Regions from separate parts of the Homo sapiens genome. Here region 2 is linked to region 1. A link is an interaction called in ENCODE POLR2A ChIA-PET data of the cell type or tissue named here. Cell type or tissue: MCF 10A. All regions are shown on one strand. Each heading gives the region's core, and the rest is flanking DNA. Links, peaks and the distances in the headings are about the cores only. Region 1 overlaps PM20D1-AS1 (PM20D1 antisense RNA 1). Region 2 holds the start of SLC26A9 (solute carrier family 26 member 9).

What was found. ChIA-PET counts read pairs that join two places held together with the same protein. Peaks named below come from ENCODE experiments on the same cell type or tissue, not always from the same donor. Only the 100,000 strongest peaks of a DNase experiment are listed, where the experiment ranks them.
Region 2: POLR2A ChIA-PET joins it to region 1 with 7 read pairs; 2 of 35 experiments call an interaction of 5 or more read pairs at or near these places.

The regions. Positions count from the first base shown.
Region 1 is chr1:205,869,690-205,886,000 of GRCh38, reverse strand. The region is part of intron 1 of PM20D1-AS1 (PM20D1 antisense RNA 1); the gene reads right to left. Among named protein-coding and RNA genes, the nearest start is that of PM20D1-AS1, 16 kb to the right of the region's middle. RefSeq lists an enhancer at 15,136-15,637. In MCF 10A, for the core only: no CTCF peak of the experiment used is centred there; no DNase peak of the experiment used is centred there.
Region 2 is chr1:205,931,642-205,947,952 of GRCh38, reverse strand. It overlaps SLC26A9 (solute carrier family 26 member 9), which reads left to right and starts at 4,497. Exons shown (of 21, transcript NM_052934.4): 1 at 4,497-4,588; 2 at 12,115-12,257; 3 at 14,869-15,008; 4 at 15,141-15,251; 5 at 15,918-16,093. The coding sequence starts at 12,133. It overlaps SLC26A9-AS1 (SLC26A9 and RAB7B antisense RNA 1), which reads right to left and starts at 13,040. Exons shown (of 4, transcript NR_110984.1): 1 at 13,000-13,040; 2 at 12,186-12,345. In MCF 10A, for the core only: no CTCF peak of the experiment used is centred there; DNase peaks (open chromatin) are centred at 10,562, 11,442, 11,902, 14,022 and 1 weaker place.

The DNA of each region.
Region 1 (16,311 bases), core at 5,396-13,395:
TCTGGGTAGACACTTTCACTGGATGGGTAGAGGCCTTTCCCACAGGGTCTGAGGAGGCCACCATGGTCATTTCTTCCCTTCTGTCAGACATAATTCCTCGGTTTGGCCTTCCCACCTCTATACAGTCCGATAACAGACCGGCCTTTACTAGTCCAATCACCCAAGCAGTTTCTCAGGCTCTTGGTATTCAGTGGTGCCTGGTTTTACCTCAAACTGCCACCCTTAAGTCTCTGTTTAAGTGGATAGAAGATCTTCATTGACAAAGTACACTCCAATACTTTCACCCTGATGAAGTCCTATTCTTTACTTTTATACTCACTCTTATTCTGGTTCCTATTCTTATGCCACCCTCTACCTCTCCCCAGCTATCTCCACCACACTATCAAACTCACTCTCTCCTAGCCATTTCTAATCCTTCTTTAACAAACAATTGCTGGCTTTGCATTTCTCTTTCCTCCAAAATCACCAAGGCCCTGACTTACTCACTGCTAAAAAAAAGGGGAAGGGGGACTCTGTATATTTTTAAATGAAGAGTGTTGTTTTTATCTAAATCAATCTGGCATGGTATAAAAAAACTCAAGGATAGAGCCAAAAAACTCACCAATCAAGAAAACAGTAACATTGAATCCCCTTGGACACTCTAATTGGACATCCTGGGCACTCCCAATTTCTAGTCATTCAATATCTATTTTTCTCCTTCTTTTCTTCAGACCTTGTGTCTTTCATTTAGTTTCTCAATTCATACAAAACCGCATCCAGGACATTACCAATAATTCTATACAAAAAATCCTCCTTCTAACAACTCCACAATATCACCCCTTACCAGAAAATCTTCCTTCAGCTTAATCTCTCCCACTCTAGGTTCCCACATTGCCCCTAATCCTGCTTGAAGCAGCCCTGAGAAACATCGCCTATTATCTCTCCATGCCACCCCCAAAATTTTTCACCACTCCAACACTTCACTATTTTGTTTTGTTTTTCTTATTAATATAAGAAGACAGGAATGTCAGGCCTCTGAGCACAAGCAAAGCCATTATAGCCCCTGTGACCTGCGTGTATACATCCAGATGGCCTAAAGCAACTGAAGATCCACAAAAGAAGTGAAAACAGCCTTAACTGATGACATTCCATCATTGTGATTTGTTTCTGCCCCACCCTAACTGATCAATGTACTTTGTAATTTCCCCCACCCTTAAGAAGATTCTTTGTAATCTCCCCTACCCTTAAGAAGGTTCTTTGTAATTCTCCTCACCCTTGAGAATGTACTTTGTGAAATCCACCCCCTGCCTGCAAAACATTGCTCCTAACTCCACCGCCTATCCCCAAACCAATAAGAACTAATGATAATCCCACCACCCTTGCTGACTGTCTTTTTGGACTTAGCCTGCTTGCACCCAGGTGAAATAAACAGCCTTGTTGCTCACAAAATATATATATATATGTGTATATATATATATATATGTGTATATATATATACATATACATATATATGTGTATATATATACATATACATATATATGTATATATATACACATATATATATATATACACACACATATATATATACACATATATATATATATGTATACACATACACTGGCTGAATGGATAAAAACACAAGACCCAGTCATATGCTGCTTACCTTTAAAGACACACAGACTGAAAGAGGACAGATAGAAAAAGATACTCCATGCAAAAGGAAACCATATTTGAGCAGGAGTAGCTATACTTATATCAGACAAAACAGACTTCAAGTTAAAAGCTGTAAAGAGCTAAAGAAGGACATTATATAACAGCAAAGGTGTCAATTCAATGAGAGAATATAACTGTTGTAAATATATGGGCACCCAACACTGGAGCACTCACATACAAATAAAGCAAATATTATTAGATCTAAGGGAAGAGACAGGTCCTAATATAATAACAGTTGGGGACTGCAACACCCTACTCTTGTCCCTGGACAGATCATCTAGACAGAAAATCAACAAAGAAACATCAGATTTAAACTGCACCATAGACCTAGTGGACCTAAGAGATATTTACAGAACCTTTCACCCAATTGCTACAGAATACACATTATTTTCATCAGAACACAGAACATTCTCCAGGATGGACCATATATTAGGCCACAAAACAGTCTCAACAAGTTTTAAAGAATCAAAATTATATTAAGTGTCTTCTCAGACCACAGTGGAATAAAACTAGTTATCAACACCAACAGGAACTTTGGAAACTATACAAATGAATGGAAATTAAACAACATGCTCCTGAATGACCAATCGGTGAAGAAATAAATTAAGAGTAAAATTTTTAAATTCCTGGAAAAAATGAAAATACAAATACACATACCAAAACCTGTAGGATACAGCAAAAGCAGTATTAAGAAGCAAGTATATAGCAATAAATGCCTACATCAAAAAACTAAAAAGGTCTCAAACAACCTAACAATGTTCCTCAAAAAACTAAAAAAGCAGGAACAAACCATACCCAAAATTAATAGAAAGAAATAAATAATAAGGGCAAAAATAAATGAAACTGAGACTAGAAAAACAATAACAATACAAAGGATCAATGAAGCAAAAGTTGATTTTTTGAAAAGATAAACAAAACTAACAAATCATTTAATAGACTAAGAGAAAAGAGAGAGAACCCAAATAAATGAAATCAGAAACAAAAAAGAAGACATTACAATGTATACCATAGAAATACAAAAGATCATTACAGAATATTGTGAACAATCATATGCTGACAAACTGGAAAATCTGAAGGAAATGGATAAATTCCTGGAAACATACAACTTACCAAGATTGAACCAAGAAGAAACAGAAAACACAAACAGATCAGTAACAAGCAACAAAATCAAATAGTAATAAAAATCCTTCCAACAGAGAAAAGTCCAGGACCAATTGCTCCATTGCTTAATTCTACTGAACCTTTAAAGAATTATTACCAATTATTCTCAAACTATTCCAAAATATTAGATCAGAAGGAATTCTTCCTAACTCATTCTATGAGGCCAGCATAATCCTGATACCAACACCAGACAAGGACACAACAGGGCAATACCTCTAGTGAACATAAATGCAAAAATCCTCAGCAAATACTAGAAAACCAAATCTAACAGCACATCAGAAACATAATACCCCATGATTGAGTGGGATTTATACCAGGAATGCAAAGATGATTCAAAATATGCATATCAATAATTGTCACCCATCACATCAATAGAATGGAGGATAAAATACTATGATAATCTCAATAGATGCAGAAAAAGCTTTTTATAAAATTCAACATTTCTTTATTATAAAAACCCTTAATAAATTAGGTATAAAAGGAAAGTACCTCAACCTAATAAAGGCCTTATATGATAAATCCACAACTAATATCTTACTGAACTGAGAAAAGCTTAAAGATTTTCCTCTAAGAAGTATAACTGGGCAAAGATACCTACCTTCACCATTTGTAGTCAACATAGTGCTGGAAGTGCTAGTCAGAGCAGTCAGGCAAGAAAAAGAAATAAAAGGTATTGAAATTGGAAAGGAGGAAATCAAATTATTCCTGTTTGCAGATGACATAATCTTATATATAGAAAAACCTAAAGGGTTTTTTTTTTCTTAGAACCGATAAATGAATTCAGTAAAATTGCAGGATACAAACTTAATATACAAAAATCAGTAGCAGCTCTATACACAAACAGCAAACTAGCTGAAAAAGAAATCAAGAGGGCAATCCCATTTACAATAGCAAAAAATATATAAAATACCTAGGAATAAATTTAACCAAGAAGGTGAAAGACCTCCTCAAGAAAACTACAAAAAACTGATTTAAAATAAAGAAAATGAAGATGATACAAACAAATGGAAAAATATCCCATCCTCATGGAATGGAATAATTCATATAATTAAAATGACAATCCTAACCAATGCAATCTGCAGATTCAATCCAATCCCTATGAAAATACCAATGACATTTTTCAGAGAAATAGAAAAAAAAAATCCTAAAATTTGTGTGGAACCACAAAAGACTCCAAATGGCCAAAGCAACCCTGAGCAAAAAGAACAATGCTAGAGATATCACAATACCAGACCTCAACATATACTACAGAGCTATAGTAACCAAAACACATGGTATTGCATAAAAACAGACACATAGACCAATAGAACAGAGTAGAGAACCCAGAAATTAATCCACATATTTACAGCCAACTGATTTTTGACAAAGATGTCAAGAACACTCATTGGGACACCTCTTCAATAAATGATGCTGGGGGCTGGGTCCAATGGCTCACATCTATAATTCCAGCACTTTGGGAGGCTGAGGTGACCTCTCACCTCTTCCCTTGCTTGAGCCTGGGAAGTCAAGGCTGCAGTGTGCTGTGACTGCACCACTGCTCTCCAGCCTGGGCAACAGAGTGAGATTCTGTCTCAAAAAAATAAACGTGATGCTAGGAAAACTGGATACCAACATGCAGAATGAAACTAGGCTCCCACCACTCACCCTATACAAAAATTAACTGAAAATGGATCTAAGACCTAAATGTAAGACACACAACAATTAAACTACTGGAAGAAAACATAGGGGAAACACTTCAGGACATTGGTCTGGAAAAAGATTTTATGGATAATACCTTATAAGCACAGGCAACAAAAGCAAAAACAAGCAAATGGGATTACCAAACCAAAAAGCTTTTGCACAACAACAGAAACCATCAACAGAGGGAAAAAACAACTTACAGAATGGGTGAAAATATTTTCAAACTACTTATCCAACAGGAAATTTATATCCAGAATATATAAAGAACTCAAACTTCTTAACAGTCAAAAAACAATCTGATTTAAAAATGGGCAAGTGACCTGAACAGACACTTCTCAAGAGAGGACATATAAATGGCCAACAGGTATAATTTTAAAATGCTAAACATCACTAATCATCCAGGAAATGCAAATCAAAACCACAGTGAGGTATCATCTCACCCCAGTTAGGATGGCTATTATCAAAAAGACAAAAAATAACAAATGCTGACAAGGATGTGGAGAAAAGGGAATTCCTATACACTGCTGGTGGAAATATAAACTAGTACAGCCACTATGAAGAGCACTATGGAGTTTCCTCAAAAAAAAAAAACTACAAATAGATCATATGGGAACATATGATCCAGCAATCTCACTAATAGGAATTTATCCAATAGAAAGGATATAATTATATCAGAGAGACATCTGCACCCTGATGTTTATTACAGCACTATTCACAATAGCCAAGATATAAAATCAACCTGGGTGTCCAACAAGATATAATTGGATGAAGAAAATGTAGTGTGTATACACAATGGTTTACTATTCACCTATATAAAAGAATGAAATCCTGTCATTTGCAGCAACATGGATGAAACTGGCAAACATTGCATTAAGTGAAATAAGCCAGAAACAGAAAGTTAAACCCTGCATGTTCTCATTCATATATGGAAGCTAAAAAAAAGTTGATCTCATAGAAATAAAAAGTAGAACAGAGGATACTAGAGATTAGGAAGGGTAGGGGGAAGGAAGGGATAGAGAGATTTGTTAAATGATACAAAATTACAGCAAGCAAGCGTTCAATTTAGCTGACTAGATGCAGCTAGAACACACCTCTTCTTTGGAGATGAGCCAAAATAACAAGTAGATATTCATACTTCAAATAGATTATCTATGAGAGAACAATGTAATTCAAAAGAGAAGTGACAGGAAGCACCAAAAGCAAAGAAAAAGAGGGAAGCAAGACAGCCTGCTCAGCCAGGATCAGCTAGGAGCTGAGATAAGCTCCCACACACTAGAGAAAGGGTGAGAGGCCCTCAGGGCTCCACATTCCTCTGAGAACTAGAGAAATGTTCGCAGCCACCACTGCCCCTACCTGAGGATTCTGCTGGTGGCCTGGAGACCACCCAGCCCTGTCTATCACAGCTGGCCCCTGAATGCAATACTCAGGGACTTGAGGACAAGTCTACTAGCCCAATCCTGTCCCCCCAGTACTCAAGCATGCCATTCAGGGGCCTGGAGATCTTCTGGCCCAGTCTACCATCATTGGCACTTGAACACTCCTCCCAGGATCTGAAGTCAGGCCAACCCAATCTGTCAATACTACCAAAGACAGTACCTACCTGTACATGCCACCAATGGGCTATGGAACTGGCCCACTTAACCTGTCACAGCCACCACCAACACCAGCACAGACTACTTGGGTTTCAGTGAGTTGTTCCTCTACTGCTACTGCCACCACCCACATTAGCCTCTCTGCCCAGGGGCCCAAAAACCTGTCAACATGCCCAGCCCACCACTGTCTCTACTGGCATCACAGCAAGCCACCTGGAGGCCCAGTAATCAGCCTCCCTGGACCCACTAACACTAATGCTAGCATAAGCTGCCTTGGGAACCAATGACAGCATGCTCAGCCCCCTGCTGCCAAAACTGGGGCCCAAAGGCTAGCCCACCTGGCATCCTAGTCCCTAGCAAAAACTTCACCACAGCCTCCACTAATAACTGCACCCTAAGTCACTGAGGAAATCACAGATACCACTGATTGTATTTACAACTGAAAAAAACCATAGAAAGATTATACCAGTGCACTCACCCAAAATCAAAGCCAAAGTGCCCTACCCGCCGAAAACACATATACATCCTGAATAAATACTCCTCTATGAAAGCAAATACAAAAAATTGGAATAAGCAACTGTTACACTAGGTGCACAGATGTCAATGTAAAGGCACAGGAAACATGAAAAAGTAAAGGAATCTAAATGTTTTCTTGGACTGTTTGTTTTTACATAAAAAAAAGAAAAAGTAAAGGAATCTGATACTTCCAAAGGAACACAATAAATCTCCAACAGCAGATCCCATAAAAGAAATTATGAAATCCCAGATAAATAATTCAAAATACAGAGTTTAAGAGAGCTCAGAGAGATGTGAGATAATTCTGAAAAACAATACACAGAAATAAAAAAACAATTCAGGATATGAATGAGAACTTTACTGAAGAGATAGTTTTTTTTTTATTCTGGAACTGAATAATTCATTGAATTAAATACAAAATACATTTGAAAGCTTCAATAGTCTAGATCAAACAGAAAAAAGAATTTCAGAACTTGAAGACAAGTCTTTTGAACTAATCCAGGCAGATTAAAATAAAGAAAAAATTAGAAAGAATAAGCAGAGCTTTTGTAACCTTTGGTACAACATAAAGTGAACAAATATTCAAATTACCACTGTCCCTGAGAGTGAAGAGAAAACAAAGGGTTAGAAAACTTATTTAACAAAATATTAGTTGAAAACTTCCCAAATCTAGCAAGAGATCTAGATATCCAGATGGAGGAGGCCCAAAGATTCCCTAACAAATATAATGGAAAAAGATCTTCTCCATGGCATATTGTAATCAAACTGTCTAAAGTCAAAGCAAAGTATAGAATACTAAAAACAGTAAGAGAAAAGCAACTAGTCACCTATAAAGAAACCCATATCAAAACCTTGCAGGCCAGGAGAGAATGGGATAACATATTGAAAGTGCTGGGAGAAAAAACCTGCCACCCAAGGACACTACATCCAGCAAAATTCATAAATGAAGGAGAAACAGTTTTTCCCAGACAAGTAAATTCTGAGGGAACACACCACAAGACCAGCCCTACAAGAAATGTCCAAGGGAGTCCTGAACTTGGAAGTGAAAGGACATTTACCATAATAAAAACACACAAAAGTATAAAACTCACTGGTAAACCAAATACATAAATGAGGAAGAGATAGGACTTAAGTGGTACCACTACAGTAAACCACCAAACCACAATTACTATCAACAAGAGGGAAGAAAAGAACAAAGAATATACAAAACAACCAGAAAATAATTAACAATATGACAGTAATAAAACCTCCATATCAATAATAGCCTTGAATGTGAATGAATTAAATTTTCCACTTAAAAAATATAGACTGGCTGAATGGATAAAGAAACAAAATCCAACAAAATAGTGCCTACAAGAAAGAAACATCTACACTCAAAGGAATGGAAAAAGATATTCCATGCAAATGGAAACCAAAAGCAAGCAGAAGTAGCTATACTTATATCAGATAAAATTAAGTCAAAAAGAGTAAAAAGGGCTGGGTGTGGTGGCTCACGCCTGTAATCCCAGCACTTTGGGAGGCTGAGGTGGGCAGATCACTTGAGGTGAAGAGTTCAAGACAAGCCTGGCCAACATGGCAAAACCCCATCTTTACTAAAAATACAAAAAAAAAAAAAAATGTGCCGGGCATAATGGCAGGCATTTGTAATCCCAGCTACTTGGGAGGTTGAGGCACTGGTATAAAAACAGACACATAGACCAATGGAACAGAATAGACAGTCCAGAAATAAATCCACACATTCACAGCTAACTGATTTTCAATAAAAGCTTCAAGAACATACACTGGGGGAAAGATACCCTCTTCAATAAATGATGTTGGGAAAATTGGATATCTGTATCCAGAAGAATGAAACTGGACCCTTTTCTCTCCCCATACACAAAAATCACTGAAGATGGATTAAAACTGTAAACATAAGACCCGAAACTATAAAACTGCTAGGAAAAAACATAGAGAAAATATTTTAAGACATGAGTCTAGGCAAAGATTTTATGGCTAAGACCTCAAAAGCACAGAAACTATAACAAAAATAGACAAATGGGACTATATTGAACTAAAAAGCTTCTACACATCAAAGGAAACAATCAACAGAGTGAAGAGACAACTTACTGAATGGGAGAAAATATTTGCAAACTATTCATCTGACAAGGGACTAATAGCCAGAATATACAGGAATATCAAACAACTCAACAATAATAAAAAAACAAATAATCTCATTTAAAAGTGGGCAAATGACATGAATACATATTTCTCAAAAGAAGACATACAGACTGGGCATGGTGGCTCACATCTGTAATCCCAGCATTTTGGGATGCCAAGGCAGGAGGATTACTTGAGGTCAGGAGTTTGAGACCAGTCTGAGAAATATACTGAGACCCTGTCCCCACAAAAATTTAAAAAATTAGCCAGGCATGGTGGTGCGCACCTGTAGTCCCAGCTACTCAGGAGGCTGAGACAGGAGGATCACTTGAGCACAGGAGTTTGAGGTTACAGTGAGCTATGATCCTGCCACTGCACTCCAGCCTGGGTTACAGAAAGAGACTCTGTCTCAAAAAAAAATTAAATTAAATTAAATTAAAAAATAAAAAGACTACAAATGGACAGCAGGTATATGAAAAAATGCTCAACATCACTAAGCATCAGGGAAATGCAAATCAAAGCCACAATGAAATATCATCTTACCCCCATGAGAATGGCTATTAATAAAATTACAAAAAATAACAGATGCTGGTGAGGATGTGGAGAAAAGGGAAATCTTATACACTGTTAGTGGGAATGTAAATTAGTACAACCACAATGGAAAACAGTATCAGGATTTCTCACAAAACTAAAAGTAGAACTACCATATGATCGGGCAATCCCACTACTGGATATTTGTCCAAAGGAAGTCTGTATACCAAAGGAATGCCTGCACTTGCATGTTTATGACTGTGCTATTCACAATAGCAAAGATATAGAATCAATCTGTGTCATCGATAGATGAATGAATATAGAAAATGTGACATACATGTATGCGTATATATATATATATGTACACACACACACACATACACACATATACAAGTCAAATGTGATTTGGACATAAGAAAGAATGAAATTATGTCATTTGCAGCAACATGGATGGAGCTAGAGGTCATTACTTTAAATGAAAAAACTTAGACACAGAAAGACAGATACCTCATGTTCTCACTCATATATGGGAGTTTAAAAAAATTGATCTCCTGGAGACAGAGAAAAGAATGATAGATAACAAAGGCTAAGAAGAATGTGTGGGTGGGAGGGAGGATAAAGAGAGATTTGTTAACTGGTACAAACATATAGTTAGATAGAACAAAGAAGCCCCAGTATTCTCTTGCACAGTAGGGTGCCTATAGTTGGCAACAATGCATTGTACATTTCAAAGTAGCTAGAAGAGAGGATTTGAAATGTTACCAATACATAGAAATGATAAATACTCAAGGTGATAGGTACCCCAAATACCCTGACTTGATCATTACACATTCTATGCATGTAAAAAATACATGTGCAGAACAAAGACCCACCCGTAACATTTGGTGGCAACCATACAGGGATTCTCCAAAGCAGTGAGTAATATTGTACCACTTTTGCTTGCTATTCTGTCCTATCCTTCCTTAGAACTGGAGGAAAATACTGGGCACCTGTTGGCCAGTTAAAAATGATTAGCATGGCTGCTGGACTTAAGACTCAAGTGTGAGGCTTCCTGGGAAAAGGCTTTCTAACAACCCCCAACCCTTCTGGGTTGGGAGCACTGGTCTGCCTGGAACCAGCTTCTGCTTTCACAATTTCCTGGGGGAAGCCAAGGGCCGACTAGAGGCAGAAAGCTGTCATCCTGAACTCCTGGCATTGGCCAGTCGAGATCATGGCACAGCCAGAAGTCTCTACTCAACAGTTGCCCATGCATGCGCCCCTACCTCTCCTTCTGACCCATACCTCCTGGGTCCTGACCATGACTTTCTTGAAAGTGTAGCCCCAAAATTCTCCTTACCTCTGAATCTACTTCCTCCGATCCCTGCCTCCTAGGTACTAATGCTTCAGACTTTCATTTCCTCTCCAAGTATTAGAGCAAGTTATATCTCCAAAGGGATCTAAGGAAGCTCTACACTGCATCCTTAGGCATGTAGACTATGAACCCAGGGAGTCTTACCCCTGGTGTCCCTCCCAATTTAGGCATACAGCTCTAGACATGGGCAGTTACGTGGGAACTATTCCCCACTACCCTTGCCAGAGCCCCAAGTTTGTAAATGGCTAGTGTCTCACATGTCCGTGTAAAGAGACCACGAAACAGGCTTTGTGTGAGCAACAAGGCTGTTTATTTCACCTGGGTGCAGGCAGACTGAGTCCGAAAAATGAGTCAGTAAATGGTGGTGAGATTATCATTAGTTCTTACTGGTTTGGGATAGGTGTACAAAGTACCTTCTTAAGGGCAGGGGGAGAATATTACAAAGTACCTTCTTAAGGGTGGGGAAGAATATTACAAAGTACCTTCTTAAGGGTGGGGGAGAATATATATTTTCAGTTAGGGTAGGGCAGGAACAAATCACAATGGTGGAATGTCATCAGTTAAGGCTATTTTCACTTCTTTTGTGGATCTTCAGTTGCTTCAAGCCATCTGGATGTATACACGCAGTTCACAGGGGATATGATGGCTTAGCTTGTGCTCAGAGGCCTGACATTTCTGTCTTCATATATTAATAAGAAAAACAAAACAAAATAGTGGTGAAGTGTTGGGGCAGCAAAAATTTGGGGGGGTGGTATGGAGAGATAATAGGTGATGTTTCTCAGGGCTGCTTCAAGTGGGATTAGGGGCGGTGTGGGAACCTAGAGTAGGAGAGATTAAACTGAAGAAAGATTTTGGGGTAAGGAGTGATATTGTGGAGTTGTCAGAAGAAGCATTTGTTGTATAGAATTATTGGTGATGGCCTGGATGCGGTTTTGTATGAATTGAGAAACTAAACGAAAGACACAAGGTCTGAATAAGAGAAGAAGAAAAACAGGTATTAAAGGACTAAGAATTGGGAGGACCCAGGACATCCAATTAGAGAGTGCCCAAGGGTGTTCAGCATAATTATTTGTTTGGTTGGTGAGTTTTGGGCGGTTTTTTGGTGAGTTTTTATATCCTTGAGTTTTTTTATGTTGTCATATGCCAGGCCAGATTGATTTAGGTAAAAACAACATTCTTAATTTAAAAATACACAGAATCCTCCTTTTTCAGCAGTGAGTAAATTGAGGCCTCAGTGATTTTGGAGGAAAGAGAAATGCAAAGCCAGCAATTGTTTGTTAAAGAAGGATTAGAAATGGCTAGGAGAGAGTGAGTGAGATTGATAGTGTGGTGGAGATAGCTGAGGAGAGGTAGAGGGTGGCATAAGAATGGGAATGAGAATAAGAGTGAGTATAAAAGTAAAGAATAGGACTTCATCAGGGTGAAAGTGTTGGAGTGTGTCCTGTCAGCAAAGATCATCTATCCACTCCAAGAGGGAGTCAAGAGTGGAGGACTGGGGATAGATATTCATGATGGAAAGGAAATGAGAGGTTTTAAGAGAGGAGCTAACAGTGTGTAACCTACATGGAAGAGGTTATGAAATGATGACAGAATAGAATGGGCCTGTGAGGCTGGAAGGAGGTATTTTCCTTGGTCCAAGAACCATTTGCCTTGTGTGGGAAGAGATTGATAGGTGGAAACTTCAGTAGGAGAGTAAATAGGAGTGACCAATTAGAAGGAGAAAAACTGGCCATGAAGGATGGAAGTTGGAATGCTGGCTGCTTCTTTAGCTACCTTATCAGCATAAGCGTTGCCCTCAGTGATAGGATCTGATGCCTTTTGGTGGCCCTTGCAGTGTATGACTCCAGCTTCCTTTGGAAGTAAAGTGGCCTTCAGAAGAGTTTTTATTAAAGAGGCATTAATGATGGAGGACCCTTGCATAGTGAGGAAACCTCTTTCAGCCCATATAACAGCAAGGTGGTGCAGGATATGGAAGGCATATTTAGAGTCACTATAAATATTGACACAAAATTCCTTTGCAAGAGTGAGGGCTCAAGTTAAGGCAATGAGTTCAGCTTGCTGAGAGGTAATGGAGGGGGGCAGAGTGGTAGCCTCAATGATAGATGTGGAAGATACTCTAGCATAGCCTGCCTTTGCTGGTGAGTGGAGATTAGGCCTGGTGGAACTGCCATCAATAAACCAAGTGTGATCAGGGTGAGGAACATGAAAGAAGGAACTACAGGGAAATGGAGTGAATGTCAGGTGGATCAGAGAGATATAGTCACTGGGGTGGGGGCCAGCCTAAAACAGTAAGGTCAAGTTGTATGAACAGAAAGCCTACAGGGCATGGTCCTGGCTCTTGTGTAAGAATTTTGACCGCACAGCCCTGTACCTTGCCTGTGTGTAATGAAAAGGGTTGGGATGAGTTAGGGAAAGCCAGCATTGGGGCAGCTTCTGGGGCTGTTTTTAAGGAACAGAAAGAGGAGCGGCAAAAGGATTTAGGATCTATGGGGTCAGCTAGGTTTGCTTTTGTGAGTTTACATAATGGTTTAGTCAGGATGGTAAAACTAGGTATCCAAAGGCGGAAGTACCTAACCATGCCTAGGAAGGAAAAGAGTTGTTGTTTTGTAGAAGGGGTTGGGTTTGGGAGATTAGCCAGACACAATCAACAGGGAGAGCACATGTGTTTTCATGAGGAATTATGCTGAGATAGGTAACAGATGAGGGAGAAATTTGGGTTTGACTGAAGTAATGGGGGCTGTCCGCGAAGCCTTGCGGCAGTACAGCCCAGGTAAGTTGCTGAGGCTGATGGGTGTCAGGGTCAGTGCAAGTGAAAGCAAAGAGAGGCTGGGATAAAAGGTGCAATGGAACAATAAAGAAAGCATGTTTGATATCCAGAACAGAATAATGGGTTATGGAGGGGTTGTGGAAGGAGGCATTGAGGATAGGAGAGTATATGGTTTTGACACCATGGAGTGGACAGGCAAGACAATTTGGTTGATAAGGCACAGATACTGAACTAACCTATAAGGCTTGTCTGGTTTTTGGACAGGTAAAATGAGGGAATTGTAAGGAGAGTTTATTGGCTTTAAAAGGCCATGCTGTAACAGGCAAGTGCTTTAATCCATTTAAAGCATGCTGTGGGATGGGATGTTGGCATTGAGTGGGGTAAGGGTGATTAGGTTTTAATGGGATGGTAACGGGTGCATCATCCATTGCCAAGGAGGGAGTAGAGGTATCCTATACTTGTGGATTAAGGTGGGGATATACAAGGAGAGGATGTGAAGAAGGCTTTGAACTGGGACAAAAGGCAGCAATGAGTTGTGGCTATAGCCCAGCAATAGTCAGGGCAGCAGATAATTTAGTTAAAATATCTCCACCTGATAAGGGAGCTGGGCAGGTGGGGATAACTAAAAAGGAGTGCATTAAAGAATGTTGTCCAAGTTGGCACCAGAGTTGGGGAGTTTTAAGAGATTTAGAAGCCTGGCCGTCAATACCCACAACAGTTATGGAGGCAAGGGAAACATGCCCTTGAAAAGAAGGTAATATGGACTTGGTAGCCTCTGTATTGATTAAGAAGGGGATGGACTTACCCTCCACTGTAAGTTACCCAAAGCTATGAGTAACTTAGCTTTGAGTCACTATGTCACTATCTGAGGGGTCTTAGAACAGGCAATCTCCAGGCCTTGGCTCCTTGTCCAGGGCCTTAGAACTGATGACCCAGTACTTTAACAACTGGAACTGGGTCTATGACAACAGATCAGGATGAAAGCAAATGGAGTAAATAAAAGGGAGGCACATATTCCTATAGTGGCAAATGGGGGTAATGAGTGAACGTTCTTCTGCTGTGTTCCCAAAACCCATCTATAAAAAGAGAAAGAGAGAGAGAGGAAGAGACAGAGAGACAAAGAGGGAGTCAAAGAGAGGAGAGAGAGAGAGACAGAGACAAAGAGGGAGTCAGAGAGAGAAAGAGAGAGACAGAAAGTCAAAGAGAGAGAGAAAGAGATATACAAGTAAAGAAAAAACAGTGTACCCTATTGCTTTAAAAGCCAGGGTAAATTTAAAACCTATAATTGATCATTGAAGGTCTTCTCCAGGACCCTATAACACTCCAATACCAACTTGTCAGTGTAAACAAGGGTGTAGCCCGAAAACACTGAGACCACTGACAACCTGTAGTCTTCCTATCAAAAATCCTTTAACCCAGTAACCTGCGGATGGCCCAAATGCATTCAATCAGTAGCCGCTACTGCTTTGCTAACAGAAGAAAGCAGAAAAATGCTTTTAGAGGAAACCTCACTGTGAGCACACCTCACCAGTTCAGAACTATCCTAAGTAAAAAAAGCAGAAAGGTAGCTTACTAACTCAAAAATCTTAAAGTATAGGGCTATTCTGTTAGAAAAAGATGACTTAACATTAACCACTGAAAATTTCCTTAACCCAGCGGGTTTCCTAACGGGGGATTTAAATCTTAATTACCATACAAAGGTCCGACCAGACCTAGGAGGAACTCCCTTCAGGACAAGAGGATAGATGGTTCCTCCCGGGTGATTGAAAAAAAAACACACACGCACAGTGGGTATTCAGTAATTGATAGGGAAACTCTTGTAGAAGCAGAGTTAGGAAAATTGCCTAATAATTGGTCTGCTCAAACATGTGAGCTGTTTGAACTCAGCCAAGCCTTAAAGTACTTACAGAATCAAAAAACTCTATCTCAATCTTGACTCAAAAGGTTACCTACACCCGCTCTGAAACAAATTTGCATAAGAACTGTTGTTTATGGGAATGCCTCTTGATGGGGCAGCTGGGTTGTTAGGAAATAGGAACCCAGCCCAGCTCTAGAACTCACCCCTGAGCATAAAGGCAATGTTGGGCACACTGGTAAAGGGCCACTAGAATCCAGCAGCCCAGACCTCTTTCTTTGTGGTCAAGAAAGGCAGGAAAACAGGTGTAGGGCTGCTACATCAGTGAGCATAACTAATCTGATAAGCAGAGGTCCACGGGTGGTTATGCACCCTGGAAAGGAATAAGCATTAGGGCCTTAGAGGATGCTCTCAGACAAATGCTCATTGGAAAATGACTAGGGGTGCTGGCATCCCTATGTTCTTTTTTCAGGTGGGAAATGTTCCCCACACGGCAAAAATGCACCTAAGATGTATTCTGGAGAATTTGGCCCAGTCAGAGTGTATGTACCTTTTTCCCTCTCAGACTTGAAGCAAATTAAAATAGACCTAGGTAAATTCTCAGATAACCCTGATGGCTATATTGATGTTTCACAAGGATTAAGACAACCCTTTGATCTGACATGGAGAGATATATATATAATGTTACTGCTAGATCAGACACTAACCCCAAATGAGAGAATTGCCACCATAACTGCAACTCCAGAGTTTGGCAATCTCTGGTATCTCAGTCAGGTCAATAATAGGATGACAACAGAAGAAAGAGAACAATTCCCTACAGGCCAGCAGGCAGTTCCCAGTGTAGACCCTCATTGGGACGCAGAATCAGAACATGGAGATTGGTGCTGCAGACATTTGCTAACTTGTCTGCTAGAAGGACTAAGGAAAACTAGGAAGAAGACTATAAATTATTCAGTGATGTCCACTATAACACTGGGAAAGGAAGAAAATCCTACCGCCTTTCTGGAGAGACTCAGGAAGGTATTGAGGA
Region 2 (16,311 bases), core at 6,603-14,602, 61 kb before region 1:
TGTGGAGAGAGGGCTCGGTTTGTGCTCCAGGGCCAGGGTGGAGGGATAGGATGGGGTCCTGAAGCAGGCACCGACCTGAGCCATCTCCTCAGCTCTGCCATTATCTCTCTCTCGGTGACTTTGGGCAGGTCCCTGGCCCCCTCATATGTAAAATGAGGGAGGTGAACCAGATGGACCCTAAGGCCCCTTCCTTGTCTCCCGTTCTATGGTTTGTGCCACGTCCTTTCCTCCGGCCTCAGATGTGCAGGGATCATGGTCAATGCTGACCTGACTGTCTCCAGACAAGAACTGTCCAGACCCTCGCCACCTCAGAGTCCACCCTAAGCTTCCTCCTAACATATTGTCCCCCAGCTCTGTCATTGTGTGTATTCTAGAAGCCTCCTCTGCCTGCTCCTGCCAGGGTCTTGATCTCCCAAGGACTGGTTCTCACTGGGTCTGGCGTGCCCAGTGCCTAGCACAGTGCTGGGCACATGCTAGGAGTTCCCTGTGTTGAAAGACCAAGCACTGGCTGGCATCACCCTACTCACCTTGCCTTCCATGTCTCCTGACCAGCCTAAGATACTCACAGCTGGGGTACTTGAGCCCCTGGGCTTCCCAGGGGAGAGAAGTGAGGATTCGCTTCTCCTTGGGTACCTCTGCAGTCCCACCAGTCCTCAAGCACTCATGAAACTGGCAGCCGCGCAGGGCCAGGCCAGATCCTGCCACTGCAGGGCAGGGTGGTGAAGACTTTGCTGTCTTTAGCCTTAAGGTATTTGCTTAAGTCATTGGGCTGCTCTGCCCAAAACATGTTTCTGCCCACACCCTTGGCACCCACACAGGGCACACGTGCAAGAAGCCAGCAGGTGCAGATAAGACCAGAGGCTCAAGGATAGACAGAGGTGGCAGAATTTGTCTCCTTTTTGCAGGTCTAGCCTGAGTTTGCTCATCTGAAAAATAGCTGTTTCTTAGCAAGATCAGCTCAGAGGTGAGATGTGTCAGGAGGGAACCTTAGGAATACTTTGGGTTTATCTGCATAACTCAGTGTTACGTGTGACTGTTCAGTGTGACTGTGTGTGTGTGTGGTCGCAAGCTTTGGATCACAGGGGAACACAGGGATGGGCTTTAAGGCAGAGAATCTTGGGTGCGTTCAGAAGTCAAAGAGGACTTGGGAACAAGCTGGAAATCCCTTCTAGAAACAGTGCTTTCAGGGGCAGCCGCCATCCTACTTCTTCCTGGGAGTCCTTCCCCACCTGGGGTCTATAGCTCAGGTGTCCAGGCTACAGCTGTGACTGAGCTTCCTGCCCTCCTCTTGTTGGAAGACTTCCCGGCTCCTTCTCTGTCCGCTGGAGGGCTGATCTGGGCACCTCTCCCCTGTACTCCCATAGCACCCTATGTTCCATGCTACAATGGTTTCTTCGCCTTCCTGTCTTCCTCACCAGATTGTGAGATATTTTCATGACAGAGATTGTGTCTGATTTATTTCATTTTCCCCAGGACAGGATCCTGGCACTTGATAAGGGGTTTCCAGTGAATGAATAAATGAATGAATGAATGCAGCATCCCACCCTAGGGCTGGGGGTGAAGTAGGTTGCTTCCGAAGGATTCTCTCTCCTGCTCCAGAGAGAGGCATAGGGTTGCTGTTCATCGCTTTCATCATGAAACACAAATGATTTAGCAAAACTCTAGGCTGAGCTGCTATGGCTGTTAATGTGTCCTTGGCTCCTTTCTCTGTTTCTGAGTCTTTGTCTCCATCATTTTTCTCTGTGTTTCTATTTCTGTCACCTATCTCTCCATATCTTTGTGTTCCCTCCACCAACCCTAAATTTGTCCACACTTTAATTCTACCCAAGATACCCCTAAGATGCCTTTTCAGCCATCGGGGCACTCCCCCTTCTGTCTTCTGTTTCCCTAGCCTCTGATCTGGTTTCCTCCTTCCTGGGCCTCCCACCAATGACCAGCCCCAGATTCTGAGGCCCCTGTCCATCTTCCTTGGTGACTTCAGAGGAATCTCTGGGTTCGTCTATCCCTACTGCCCCTATAATGCAAGGGCTACCTGCCCAGAATTTTGCTGAGACAGTAGAAAAGTTTTGAGGAGGACAAACAACAAGTTTCCAATTCCAGCATGTATCCTGGAGGCCCCAGACGTCTTCATCCAGGTTACATTAGGAGTTATACCAGCAAGGGAGCCTAATGGTATCTAAAAGGTATGGTCTTTTGTAGGATCTCATCCTTAGCTTCGCAGGCTCAAAGGTTAAGATGATATCGTAGACTAAGCAGAGGATTTGAAGCCATTTTAGCCAAGTTAGATTCCTGCCTCTTCCATTCAGATCTTTGTGATCTTGGATAAGTGATTTCACTTCAGTCAACTCAGTTTTCTCATCAAAAAATGACAGTAACATGCCTATATGTTTGGTATAAGAATTAAACCAAATCACCTGTGGGAAAACCAAGTGTTACTGTGGAAACTAGGTCAGACTCAGGGGATACTAACTCACATTAATAAAACTCACACTGGACCAATGGGTAGCCCAGAATGTCCATGGGTCATTTAAAAGAGAAGCATGCCTGCAAAAGCAGCCCTAGTCGCTCCAACCAGCTGGGCAGTGCATTCTCTGCCCTAAAGGACATACAACCAGAAGATTCCCTGGTGGACATGGTGTCTCAGCAAGGGGACTTAGTTGTTTGATCTTGATAGCCACTGTCACCTGGCTATCGGAAGAACATAATGACTCATCTGCTTTCTAGGAATTTCCTGGGCAAAGTTTAGAACAGGTCAGGCTACCCATGACACTGGACAATACTGAAGATGCATGGACAAATTCTCGCCCTCTGGCTTTGCTTTGTTTAAAGACTCTATCATACAATTGTTCATTCATTCCTCAAATCTATATTGAGCTCCTCCTAAGTGCCGGGCACTGGGCTAGGTGGGTAGGGATACAAAAGAGGCACTGCCCCCTTGCCCTCCTCAGGGAGTTCACGGTGTTTGCAGAAAGACTGACAATTCCATACATAATTACCATTAATTGTGGTCAGTGTTATGAGAGTGAAGCAGAGGAAGCCAGAGGAACGAATGTGCAACATGTCAGCTAAGTCCACATAGGGGTCTGGGGAAGGGCTCCCCGAGGCAGTGTCCATGCACACATCCTTCCCTCAGCCAGGTGTCAGGGCACACTTGGGTCACTTGAATTCTGGCTCTCTTCAGCCAGTTGTCTGGCTACACCCTGACAACTCTGAGTGACCTCGGGTGTTTCCCTAGTCCCCACAAGCAATGCATCTACAAACTATCCCTTGGGTTGGGCTTGCAGACAATTCACTCTTTCATTCATTTAACAAATATTTATTGAGTCCCTATTAAGTACTGAAGCTAGCTCATTTCACCATGGGGAACTTTCGCCCCAACTTCCAGAGGTGCCTTACTGAAGCCCCCTGCACTGATTCCAGCCCACTTCAGAGCCTCTGGTTTCTTTTGGAGAGATGGGAGGACAGTTGAGGACGAGGACAGTGCAGCACTTGATGTCTCAAAGAATGGGCACCTGGTGTCGGGTAGTGACTCTCCCTCCCAGGAAGTAAATTAAGAAACTCCCCTACCCACCCTCCCAGCCCCTGTCCACAATTGCTTTCTGAGGTCCTTCCGTAGCACTCAATGGGCCTGGGATGGGCAGCTCTGCTGGCAGCAGCCGGAGCAGTGCCATGACCCAGGGAGACATTAATTCCTAGAAGCGGCAGAGGGCTGTGACTGGAGATTTGCTAGCCTTCAGGTCGCCTCTCATATAATTGTTCTAAGTCCAGTTTCTTGAGCTCTTTTATCAGATTCTAAACCCCTGTGTTCTCTTTGCACACTACCTGAGGGGCCAGGAATAATTTCCCCCATTGCACTGATGGATAGACCAAGGCACAGAGCTCACAAGCAACTTAACATTGGGGACAGAACTGGGAACCAGGTCTCCACCACAAACCAAAACCGCCTAAAGGCTCCCAGGGCCTCCCAGACATGGTTCTTCCCCTTCCTCAGGGGTGTTCAGAGGACTACTGTCTTCCCACCCCCTAGATCTCCAATCTTCAAAGCAAGCATCCCCAAGAGCACACCCCTCAGGTGGCCTCAATAGCTCCCATTGTCCAAGAGGCTCTTTGGCCTGACCCCCAGCCCCATAAGCAGCAGGACAGCAAGCTCAGAGGAGCTTGTCCTGCCTTGTCCCCCTCCTCTGCCTCGTCCCCCTCCTCCAGGGCCGCCTTGGGGGAGCCGGTGGGGCAGGAGCCCCGCTGAATGTGACCTATTGTCTTCGGGGTGGATTTAGGAAGTGCCAAGCTCCCATCACACAGCCCTGCTCCCCAGGTAAAACAAAAAAAGGGCTGTTCATTTGGGACCTTTTCCCCCTTATCTCCTTTTCCTATCTCCTCAGGCTTAGCTATGGTGTAGTGTTCAAAACCACTTCCCCTCTGAGCCAATCAGAAGCCGGGGCTCACCCCGTGGCCCTGAGGAAAAGTTATTTATAAACGCCTCCCTGGATTATTTGAGCAGAGCCCTTTCACACACCTCAGGAACACCTTTCGGCTGCCCGCTCCCCAGACACACCTGCAGCCCTGCCCAGCCGGCTTTGCTCACCCACTGGTAAGCCCCACCCAGCCCAGCCCACCCCACTGGGCTGGGGTCATCCCTGCAAGAGGGCAGTCACCAGGGGTACCGAGAGGAGGGATGACAGGAACCAACTGCCAAGCTGAGCACAAGTAGGAAGGACACTCTGGCCCCTGGAGTCTGAGAGCAGCCTCCCAGCCCTTCCCCTCTGAGGAGCCCTTTGGGTCTTCACGTCTATGTAAGGACCTGGGCTGCAAGGCTGGGCTTGACTGAGGGAGCAAGTAGGGTGAGGGTGTGGTGGTCGCCAGACCCCGAAACAGAGCGAGGCAAAGGCCTCCGAGGGAAAGGAAAATGTTAGACCTTCCTCCGCGACAGCCTTTGAAGCTGTGGGCTGCTCCTCTCCCTTTCTTTTCAAGTCTTGGAGGGAAAAGCTCTTAATGCTTGACTCACCAGCCTACTCTGCATGGCTGTCTCCCCCTCCTTCTACCGCCCAGACATCCTCCTTCACTCATGTACTTCTCCACCAGCTCGGGGAACTTAGCATGGACTACACAGAATCCCATGTGTCCCCATTAGTCCTGAGAAGTTGGAAGAGGTGGAGGGGGAGGAAACTGAGGAGTGGGAGAGGGTGAGCAAGGGACCAGCTCCATCAGGCAGGCGGGTGGGCGGTAGCTGGACCTGGGACGCCCGACTCAATGGTGAATGCTTCAACACAGAAGGGCTTGGGCCAGGACAGTGGATGGGCAGCCAGCTCTCCAGGCTCTCAGCCTCCAAACCCCTCATCCTGCAGCTCCAAGGGGTTCCAAGCCACTCTCAGGCAGTGCCCCCATTCCTCAAAACCAGCCCAGAGGGTCCCCAGCTGAGACCTAACAAAGCTTCTATTATTCCAGCATCAACTGCCCCCTTACACTTGGCCCCACGGGTCTGAGGACCAGAAGACCCTGGAGTGACGCAGCCCCCCAAGTGGGCAGACTGAGAGAGGGCTTTCCCCCTGAGTGGCTTCACTCATGCAGATGACCCTTTCTCAGAACCCCACAGTCCTCCCCCACCTCCCTCATCCTGGCCCTGGCATCCAGAACCTGGCAAGACCCTGCTTGGGCAGCATGGAGACCAGCATGGCCAAGAGCACCTCCACTGCCAGGAAGGCCTTCCCAGGCACTTCCCAGAGCTAGCCACCTGCTCTCTGAGTCTCATTTGTATAAACCCTGGGGCAGAGACGGACTCCTCTTTATCTTTTAATGCCCAGAGTCTTCCGGAGATTGGCATATACCCAGTATTCAAGAGTGCCTCTTAAACCGTACTAAACAGCCAGACTGACCCCCGTGAACTTGCTGGGGGAATCGAGGACCAGCTCAACACTGACCAAGCTTTGGGGGCTGTGGGGTCACTACTTGGAAGATGGAAGGGGCAGAGCCACCCCTTCAAGGGGAGTTGATCTTCACTGGATGCCTCTCTGGGCTTTCGCCTGGATTTCTGGGACCAGAGCAGCTGGGCCCTTCACTGGTCTCCTTGCCCAGGCCCTGCTTCCAAGTGAAAGCAACCCCAGTCTCCTTAAAGACTTCTAGGAATTTAACCTCAAGTGCCCATTCCAGGGAGCCCATGACCTTGTCAGTCTTGCTGTTAGGAAGTGATTCTCAAAGTCTAGCCTTGGTCCCTCTTTCTGGAGCCTATTTCCTCAGCCCAGCACCCATTCCCAGCAGGGAAAGTGCAGAGGAGGGAGAGTTCGCCTGGAGATAAGGAGTGGGGATTTGGGGGGTGGTATCAGTGAATCTCTCTCCTACACGGGATGCAGTCTCTAAGACACCTTAGGGACATCTCATCCTCCCCTACACTGAGGAGGAAATTAGGCTGGGGTGAGGAGTAGGGAGAGATTTGCCCTGGAAACACAGGGACAGTAGAAGGAAAAGGAGTGTTTAAAAATGCCTTGGGGGGCTGGGCGCAGTGGCTCAGCCTGTAATCTCAGCACTTTGGGAGGCCAAGGAGGGCAGATCACTTGAGGTCAGGAGTTCGAGACCAGGCTGGCCAACATGGCGAAACCCCGTCTCTACTAAAAATATAAAAAATATTAGCTGGGTGTCATGGCGCGCACCAGTAATCCCAGCTCCTAGGGAGGCTGAGGCAGGAGAATTGCTTGAACCCAGGAAGTGCACCCTGTGGTGAGCCAAGATCGTGCCACTGCACTCCAGCCTGGGTGACAGAGGGAGACTCCACCTCAAAAAACAAAAACAAAAAAACAAAACAAACAAACAAAAAAGCCTTAGGGGTGCAGAGGCCTCTACATCCTTCCTCCTCCTGCCATGGATGTGGTCTCCCACTGAGACCCCAGCCAGCTTGTCTGTCCCAGCTCACATTCACACCTGGGTCACTCAGAGGCTGCTCTTACCCTGTGGCCCCCACCCTGGATGAGGCAGGGAGGCAACCAGCAGCTAGAGCAAAGGGGAAACCTCAAGGTGACCTTTCCTCTTCCCAGAACACAGCAACCGGCTGGCTAGGAACCAGTGATAAGGATGCCAGGGTGGGTTGGCCCAGCCGGGGCTGTTCCCGTACCTGGCACACATGCGTCAAAAACCCCCTCCCTCACATGCACACCCCCGACAGGACTGAGGGAGGAAGTCAGCCTGGCCCACAGTGACAGGATCACCTCCAGATCCAACCAAAACCCACAAATGGACCCCTCACAGTCCTGCTCTGCAGATGTTCTACCCTCTTCTGACAAGATTTTCTGCTGTTCCTCTCATCAAGTCCTGGGAAAATTTGGAGGGGTTAAGGCATGGGGCAGCAGGTATAGGGGCAGATGGAAAAAGGCAAGCCAAAAAAAGGCAGAGTGCCCACTAGAGATGGCAGAGCAAGAAAGAGGCTCCTCTGGAGTCATAGCAGTAATGATGATAGTTGGAGTTTATTGCATGCTTCCCATGGCCAGGTGCCGTTCCGAGCCTTTCAGTGCATCCACTCGGGCACTGTCTCTGCCTGAGCCCATCTCTGCCCAAGCCCATCTCTGCCTACAATATTTGGATGGTGTTGACAGAGACCTGGTTAGAAATGTGACTGGGAGAAGGTACCAGGGGCGTGCTTTGGCATGAGCTCATTGGAGGAGAAATCCTGGAGAATCTCAAGAGGGAATCTGCTCCAGCCTGTGCCCTCCCTGCAGGGTCTATTTTCTCTTTGCTTCCCCTCTCCCAGCTACTCCGGCTCGCACGACCCCTGCATCCCCTCTGCTCCAGATTTGACCCACTCTCCTGCCAGTGCATGGGAGTGGCCCATGCACCCACATCTCCTGCCCTCTGCTCTCCTGGCTCACCCCCTACTCCCCTTAAACCCTACAGACCCCCTCTAAGTCCCTCCAGCTCTTTAGGACCTGCCCCCCTTCCCTGCACAGTGGAGGAGGGGCAGGGTCACCCTTTTGTTTCTCAGTATTATCACATGGCACCTGCTATTTATCCCTGGCCCGGTAGGGGGATGGAAGGCAGTGGAGGGGTGGTGGGGGCAGGGCTTGTAGATACACGCCTCTGGCAATAGGGCACTTGACTTTTTTTTCCAGCGATGCTGACATCACTTATCATGGCTGTTTGTTTGTTTAACTGGGGATCAGATTGTTATGTTCCCTATACCTGGCTCTCTTTCTTGCTCCCTCTTCCACTTTCCTGCCCCTAATGTAGCATCTGGCATCGTGAGACACCCTCTCTGAGGATTCCCTGGGACTCCCATCCCTGCTAGTTCTCTGAGACTCCTCCTCCCCACCATGCCACCCACCCTTTTCCACCACTCCCATCCCCCTTCCCTCCACCTCTTGCCCTCACCTGAAGGGCTGGCTGGGGATGAAGTACCCTTGTCTTCTACGTCCCACCCCACCTCAACCCCTATTCTTGGAATTAGGAAGTATGTTGAGGGCGCCTTCTCAGCAGGAGCTGGGGCAGTTCCTGTGGCTGCAGATTTGCAACTCTGGCCATCATATTCTTGGGAAACCAAGGCCAGGAGGGAACCAGAGCCCTCAAGAGGAGTAACAGAACCCAGAGGTCCTGTCCCATCAGCTGGGGTGGCAAGGTCACCAGGGTGGTCAGAAAGGGGCATTCTGAGTGCCACTCAGGGGAAAACATTGTCCTGAGATCAGCTTTGTCCCTGGAAGGTCTGAAGCCCCTTCGAATAGGAACACTGGAGTTAAATCAAGTGCAGTTTCTTTATCTGCAAAATGAGACAATTGGACAAATGTGGTCCTCAAGTTCTCTTCTACACAAAACTTTCTGACTCTGACTGGCTGCTGGGTTCTCCTCTTTATGCAAACTCAGGATTGTGAAAGCTCCCAGAGCCTTCTCCCCTTCAGCATCCTATTCCTGGGATGGGCAGATGGCATGGGAAAGAGACAGATTTGGTATTCCAGTAAAGCAAGGGAGGCTTTTCCTCTGTTAGCCTGTGTCAGAGGGGACTCCCTAGTATCTGGTGCTCCATCTGTCAGTGAGTCTGCCCAGAGGGGCAGAGCTGGTCCTGAGTCACCTACCTGTTGCTCTCTGAAGGACTTCCACCACCCCTGCCGCTTTCCTCCCAAAGAAAAATGGCCAAAGCCAACACTAGTGTACAGGCTGGAGGGGTGCACATGGAGATCCTGGGAGAAAGAGAAATCCTTCAGGGTTTCAAGGTGGTCAGGAAAGGCTTCATAGGCAAGAAGGAGAAGGGAAAAGAGTGGGAGAGGAAGGAGAGGGTTGGAGGAGGAACTTCAACAGGTCTTAAGGATGGGCAGATCTAGAAAGGCAGAAATGAGTCAGGGCACCTCAGGTAAGGAGGAAAGTGGGAACAGAGACTCAGGCTTGTTTGGTGGGTGCAGAACAGACCAGCCCAGATGGTGTGGAGGGACCCAGCCAACAGATTTCCTGAATCCACCAATACAAGGCCAGAGGATAAAAAAACAAAAATGCCAAAATAAGGAGTTTGGGCCTCATCCTCCTGGAAATGAGGGAGATAGAGGTTTCGGAGCAGGGAGTTTAGGCTGGGTTGGAGGGGCATGGCTGGAGACCAGCAGATCAATTTTTGCAATAGTCCAAACATGAGATAAGACTTGAAGAGGGAGGCAATGGGACAGGGTGGGTGGAGGTATGGAGGCAATGGACAGGACAGAAGGACATGAAGGAAGGAAGGAAGGAAGCGAGGGAGGAAGGAAGGAAGGAAATAGCAATAGGATTTGATGAACAACTGAATATGGAGGCTGAGGGGTAGGGAGAGGACAGGAACAAGGATGGGGGTGGGCTGGGTGGCAGGAAGAAAGGTACCACTGAGGAAGTGGGGAAATCCTGGGGACGGGGGCTGGGATAGTAGGGTTCAGCGGAATCAGATGCTAATAACTCCCTTCCCCGCAAACACACTACCGGAACTTAGACCCTTTGAAAGCAGCCTAGGAACATACTTCAGGGATCGCTGCCTGCTGGTTGGTGTGGAAGCAAGATCACCCATCACCTCCTCTTCCAAAGGGCTCTTCTTTTCTGACTCAGCCCCCCTTGAAATTTTTGGCTATTTTTTTTTTTGCAAGTGGTCTGTTTAGTGGCCTGGGCTAGACTCCCCAAACCATGAGTCTTTTTCTGAAGCAAGGTCTGCAGCTCTGGGTTCCTATGTGGGGAGGTCATGCTCCCCACTCATTGAGCCCCCGCAGGCAAACCACCTGGACAGCCAGACCCATGCAGACTCTGGAGCAGGTGGAGAGGAAGAGTGAGACCACCCCGCCTCACGGGCGGTGAAGGGCCGGCAGCCTCTGAATAGTCTCTGCTAGGAGGTAGAAAGCACCCTCCCATCTTAATCATAGTAATCATCGCCACTACCATTTACTGGGTGCCTATAAAAGGCCAGCCTCTTCATACACATGATCTCACTGAATCCTCATAGCATCTGCCTGCGACTGTTATTATCCCCATTTACAGATGAAGAAACTGAATCTTTGAACCCAGGTCATCTGGCTCTCAAACTTGTGCTGTTTTCCCTAAGCCACCCGGTCTCTCATTTCTCCCACTGAAATGTCTCACATGCCATTGCCCTTACTCATTTCTGCCCATGTCTCCTCCAAAACACCATTTATCAATTCGCTCAACAAGTATGTGTTGAGTACACACTAAGGGCCAGGCGAGGGGCTGGGCACAGGCGCTGGGGGTAGGTTCATTCTCCCACCTTCGCTTCTGCTGGGTATCACCTGTGGGGTCTTGCCGGGCATCCCACCCTCACCTGTAGTTCAAGTGGACCTTGGGATCCCAAGACCAAATGAATGGAATGCACCAGCCCAGCCTTCACCAACTTGAGCACAATCTTATTCATAATAGAAACTCACATTTGCATCACACTTTACATTTTACACAACCCCTTCTTATCCATTAACTCATTTGATCTTCACAACAACCCTGTGAGATATGTCTGTTACTCCCACTTTAGTGATACAGAATCTGAGGTTTGAAAAGTAATGCTGACCATTCTGCCTCATTAATAAAAGCAGGATTAACCCAGGCTCCTGGACCCTTCCACAAAAGGCATTAAGCAACCTGCTCCCCTCTGACAACCTCCCCTGTCACCCAGGCTCTCCTCTGGGAAGTTGGGGGCATCTCTAGCCCCCAAGTAGTTACTCATTTTCAACCCCATCTCAAATCTTTTGCCAAACTGGCCACAGCCACCCCACACTCCCCACCTCCCAGATACAAATCCTCACTCTAAGCCTTCCCCATCTCTTTCTTCTCTGTCCTTCTTTCTCTGTGGTCCTCTGAGCAACTTCTCCCAGCTCTGGGAGGTAGAGGGGTGGTGGGAGACCCAGTAATTGGAAGAGGGAGGGGGAAAGGTTCCTACAGGGAACTCCTCCGGGCCTCAGGGGCCCTGGCACTCAGCTCTGCCCATCTCAGCTCCTGGAACGTCAGCCAGGTTGCGCAAAAAGTGAGGAGGAGAGGAGCGGCAGTACACAAGGGTGGGGGAAAGATTAGGCACAGGAAGCCGTGGGAGAGAGAGCCGGCAGGTGGACCATCCTGGTTTCCCCACACACACCATTGTCCCCCTGGGAAACCTGTTGGTGAAGTTCTAGATGTCTTATCCAAGAAGGGTCCTCTTGAGGTCATCTCAGCTATCCCCCTGCCTCTAGGCAAGCTGTTTTCTGTTTCTTCCAAGCTGACTGGCTGAATGGTAGGAGCCTTTCTGCCAGGGAAACTGAGGTCTGGGAAGGGAGTATGGCTTGTGGGGACACCAGGGGTCAGGGGAGGGGAGGGTCCACCTGCTGAATCAAGTGGGGCCTCCTGCCCTCGTGATTCCCCTTTGCCTGGTGCTCAGTGGGGGTGATGGTGACGCCACAGGTGTGGAGTGCCAGCCACGTGCTGAGCGCCAAGCAAAACAGCCAGGGTGAGTCTATGCATCATCAGTGCCTGGGAAGGAAGGCCACTGCGAGCAGGGAGTCTGACGGAAAAACTTGACAGAGGGAAGGGAGGCACCTTGCTTTATCGGGGCGGGGAAGGCCAGAATAAAACTCTGCTACTGCAAGGACCAGAGAGAGAAGGCCTGGGCTGGCACTAGGGAGGGATGTTCCCTCACCCTCCCCTCCTCTGCTTCTCCCAAAGCTTGTAAATGCCCCAGATATGAGCCAGCCCAGGCCCCGCTACGTGGTAGACAGAGCCGCATACTCCCTTACCCTCTTCGACGATGAGTTTGAGAAGAAGGACCGGACATACCCAGTGGGAGAGAAACTTCGCAATGCCTTCAGGTAACTGGTCCAGAGCCCAGACTTCTGCCTCCTCTGCTCCCTACCAAAATCCTTTCTGCACCAGGACACGGCTTCTGCACTGGTATCCCTAAGATGGGGTTAAGGGAAGCCCTGGGGAAGTGAGGTTCTGAATGATGAATTTAAGATCCTACAACCTCATCTGTACTGAGACCCCCAGGGAGGATGGGGAGCAGGAGCAAGAACCATCCAGAAGGGTTATATGGCATTCCCAAACCCCTGCATGGCATCTCCCATATTCTCAATTCACCCGGGTCTCTCTGGGTTTGTTAAGGCATGGTAGATGAGCATCTACGTTATGGAGGGGTGGGGAGCATCAGAGCCCTTACTCCATGCCCTGTTCCCTCCTTACAAAAAATACCTGAAGTTACCATCACCCCAGGTTCTTTGTCCTTTCCCTCCCGGATGTTCCTTCCTCCACTTGGTCCAGAGAATGCCAAAAGGAGGCCCTAAATTTCTGAACTTTCCTGAGGGGACCTACCAGGGTGTAGTCCTACCAGCGCCCAGGGTCTTTCCACTCTCATCTCCCTGGAAATGCGATGGTGGGTATGAAACCTTGTCCCTAAGTAGGCGCTACACAAGGTGATCCATACCCACACCCCAGGAGGCTGGGGCTGCGGGTGTCACCCTCCCCATTCCCAGACTCCTGGCAGACCTCCTCTGGCCCAGCTATAGGCCAACTCACTCTCCCTCACTCCCTTGGGGAAACGGCTGATTCAGTTACCTGGATTGAGGTCACTGGCAATGGCTGAAGTGGAGACGCAGGTGGAACTGGTTCAGGCCGGGGGAATCACCCACTTGAGTTTGTACTAAAAGCCCCAGCCCAGCCCTGTTTCTCTTGGGAGGCTCCATTTCTGCCCAGTTACAGTCTGTCCTCACAGCTGTGCTCCTCAGACAGGTGGTCTCTGCCAGTCTTTGTGCCCAAGACTTTAGGGCACAAAGTCTGAGGATGAGAAGATCTGCTATTGTCCTAAAAGATTAGGATAATGAAAGCTGTAAAGGGATATAGCAAACTAACAATTCCTATGATACTGGCATGAGAGCCTTGAACAGTGCCTGGCATAGAGAAGGTGCACCAATAAATATTTGTTTCATGAATGAATGAATGAATGAATGTCTAGAAAGCTAATCCCTCTCAGCCTCTGTTTCCAGTTCTTCTTTCAAGCTTCAGATTGCTTTGCCCAACATACAGCAGACTTGCAAGTAAGGTTGGGCATGGACTAGCCCTCAAATGAGTTGTTTTTCTTTCCCTAGCCAGCTCTCTATTCATAAGTCCGGCTTTCTCTGCCACAAACAGACCTGATGGAGCCCCTGCAGGGCTGGTTCTCTCTTCAAGCAAGGCTTTAGAGTTGCATTAAGCAATTTATCCCCCGTCCACCTCCCCTTCCAGCATCCCAGGGATGGCAGAGGCACCCATGAGCCCCAGAAAGGACAGGGGGTAAGATATTGATGATGATGCTTTTTCTTGGAGTGTTAGTTGGAAGAGAAAATCTGCCCAGACTTTCCAAGGTACAAAGCATTGTCTTTGTTGGTTTCAGTCTTGGGTGACATCCAGGGGACCGAGTGTCAGGGAAACTATTGTTGAGCAAGAGCAAAGAGCAGGAATTGGTGCTGGGCAGGAAAGGAAGCCTCATCAGAGCAGGCCAGTGAGTCACCAAATGGGCCCTAAGTATTTGAGTTCCCTCAACTGGGAGAAGGAAAGCAAATGCCCCTCACCCACTTCCAGTCATCAATCCACCGGCTGTCACCCTTGAGTTTGTAAGCCCTTGTTCCTACCGCTCCTGAGTTTCTATGAAAGGACCTTGAGGTGTTCAACAAACAGGGAAGGGATCAACTCTCCCCACCCTGCGTTGACCAATGAATTCTTCCCTCCTCTGCTGCCCAGTGAATTAACAGGAGAAAGAACTCCGGTATTGGAGTTACCACACATAAAGGATAGTGAGTCAGCAGAGTGCACCCTGCAGGAACAATAGAGCCTTCCTTTTCAAGGAAGTTCTAAGAAAAATGGCAGCAGGCAGGCCCCACTCGGGTGTATTCACTCATTCATTTATTCAACAAATATTTACTAAGTGCCCCTGTGCAAGGCTCGAGGTGTACAAAGATGAACAGGAGAGCTAGACTTCTTGCCATGCGTGGTGGGGTTTGCTGCCTAGTGGGAGAGACAGACAAAAAGCAAGGAATGCACACACAGGATGCACACACAGCGGCAGGAGCCAAGGTGCAGTTACCCAGGCCTGGGATCAGACAGACAGGACTCAGAGGAGACTTTCCCAGAGAAAAGCCATCTGAGCCAAGGGATGGATCTGATACCTCCGAAGGCTGAGCCACCATAACACTCATACCTTTAAGCCAAGTCTTATAAACTCCCCAGGTAAGCAGCTGGCAGTCAGAAGACCTCCAGCTAATGCCCAGGACAAGTTGATGAGCTCTCAAGAAAAAGTTCCTGCCTTTTCTTCTCAATATCCCTGGCACACAGTTCAGTGAATTTTGAATGAACCAATGAATGAAATGAGCAGGATATGATAATCCCTCTCCAACACGGAATGTCCAAGCCATGCAGAGCCGACTGGAAATTTTCCCCGTTCCCTTCCAGATGTTCCTCAGCCAAGATCAAAGCTGTGGTGTTTGGGCTGCTGCCTGTGCTCTCCTGGCTCCCCAAGTACAAGATTAAAGACTACATCATTCCTGACCTGCTCGGTGGACTCAGCGGGGGATCCATCCAGGTCCCACAAGGTGAAGGGGCTCCTTCAGCCAGGCCTGGATTGCCACTCCCCTCACCATTCCTCTCCTCATCCCCACTCCATCCCTCTGTGATCCCCATAAGCTAGTCATGCTGCTGAGCTTCAGTCTCGTTGTCCTCTGCAGGCATGGCATTTGCTCTGCTGGCCAACCTTCCTGCAGTCAATGGCCTCTACTCCTCCTTCTTCCCCCTCCTGACCTACTTCTTCCTGGGGGGTGTTCACCAGATGGTGCCAGGTAAGGCCTCTCCCCTCTGGGCAGGCAGGATGACCCAGACCCCAAGGATGGGAGGTGTGGCAAAGGGGCCTCGGGAGATTTTCCATCTGCATTCTCCTGGAGTTGTTCCTGGTCAGTCCTAGGGGAATGGTCACTGTGAATGTCATTTCCAGGTCCTCGGTGACCTTGGAGAAACCACTGAGCCTCTTTGAGTTCAGTTAGCATTACCTGTTCCATCTTCCTCCTAGGAATGAGAGGAAGACTTAGCAGAACAAGATATACCATATGCTATAACATGCTTAAACAGATGTGAGAAATCACCATCTAACTCCCTGGTTGGTCCCAGCCGGCCACTACAGGGACATTTGGACTTCTCTGGTGCTAAGTGAGATGGAGGAAAGCCTGGTCACAAGGGCTGGTTTCTGGTTCAGGCTCTGCTTATATTTCTTATTTCTGAGTTCATTTTCTCACGTGTCCTGTATGACAATATTGACCATTGGGGTAAAAGCACCTTGAAAAGCATAGATCATGGTTAGAGTGAGTGGTTGTTATTATTGTGTTGGAGAAGAGCCTTGGAGGTGCAGGGATCCATCCCCCTGGGGTCGGGAAGCATTCCTGGGCCCCTTTCTGGTTTCCATCGGTGTGGTTCAAACCTCTGATTTTTGCTGGCTGGGTGGGGCACCACAGGTACCTTTGCCGTTATCAGCATCCTGGTGGGTAACATCTGTCTGCAGCTGGCCCCAGAGTCGAAATTCCAGGTCTTCAACAATGCCACCAATGAGAGCTATGTGGACACAGCAGCCATGGAGGCTGAGAGGCTGCACGTGTCAGCTACGCTAGCCTGCCTCACCGCCATCATCCAGGTGAGGGGGCAGCCCCCAACCCTGCTAGAAGGGCATCAGACCACCCTGCCCCTCCCTCAAAGCCTTAGCTTTGATGCTAAATCTGATTTAGGGGGCTGGGTGTGGAGGCTCATGCCTGTAATCCCAGCACTTTGGGAGGCTGAGGAGGGTGGATCACTTGAGGTCAGGAGTTTGAGACCACCTTGACCAACGTGATGAAACCCCATCTCTACCAAAAA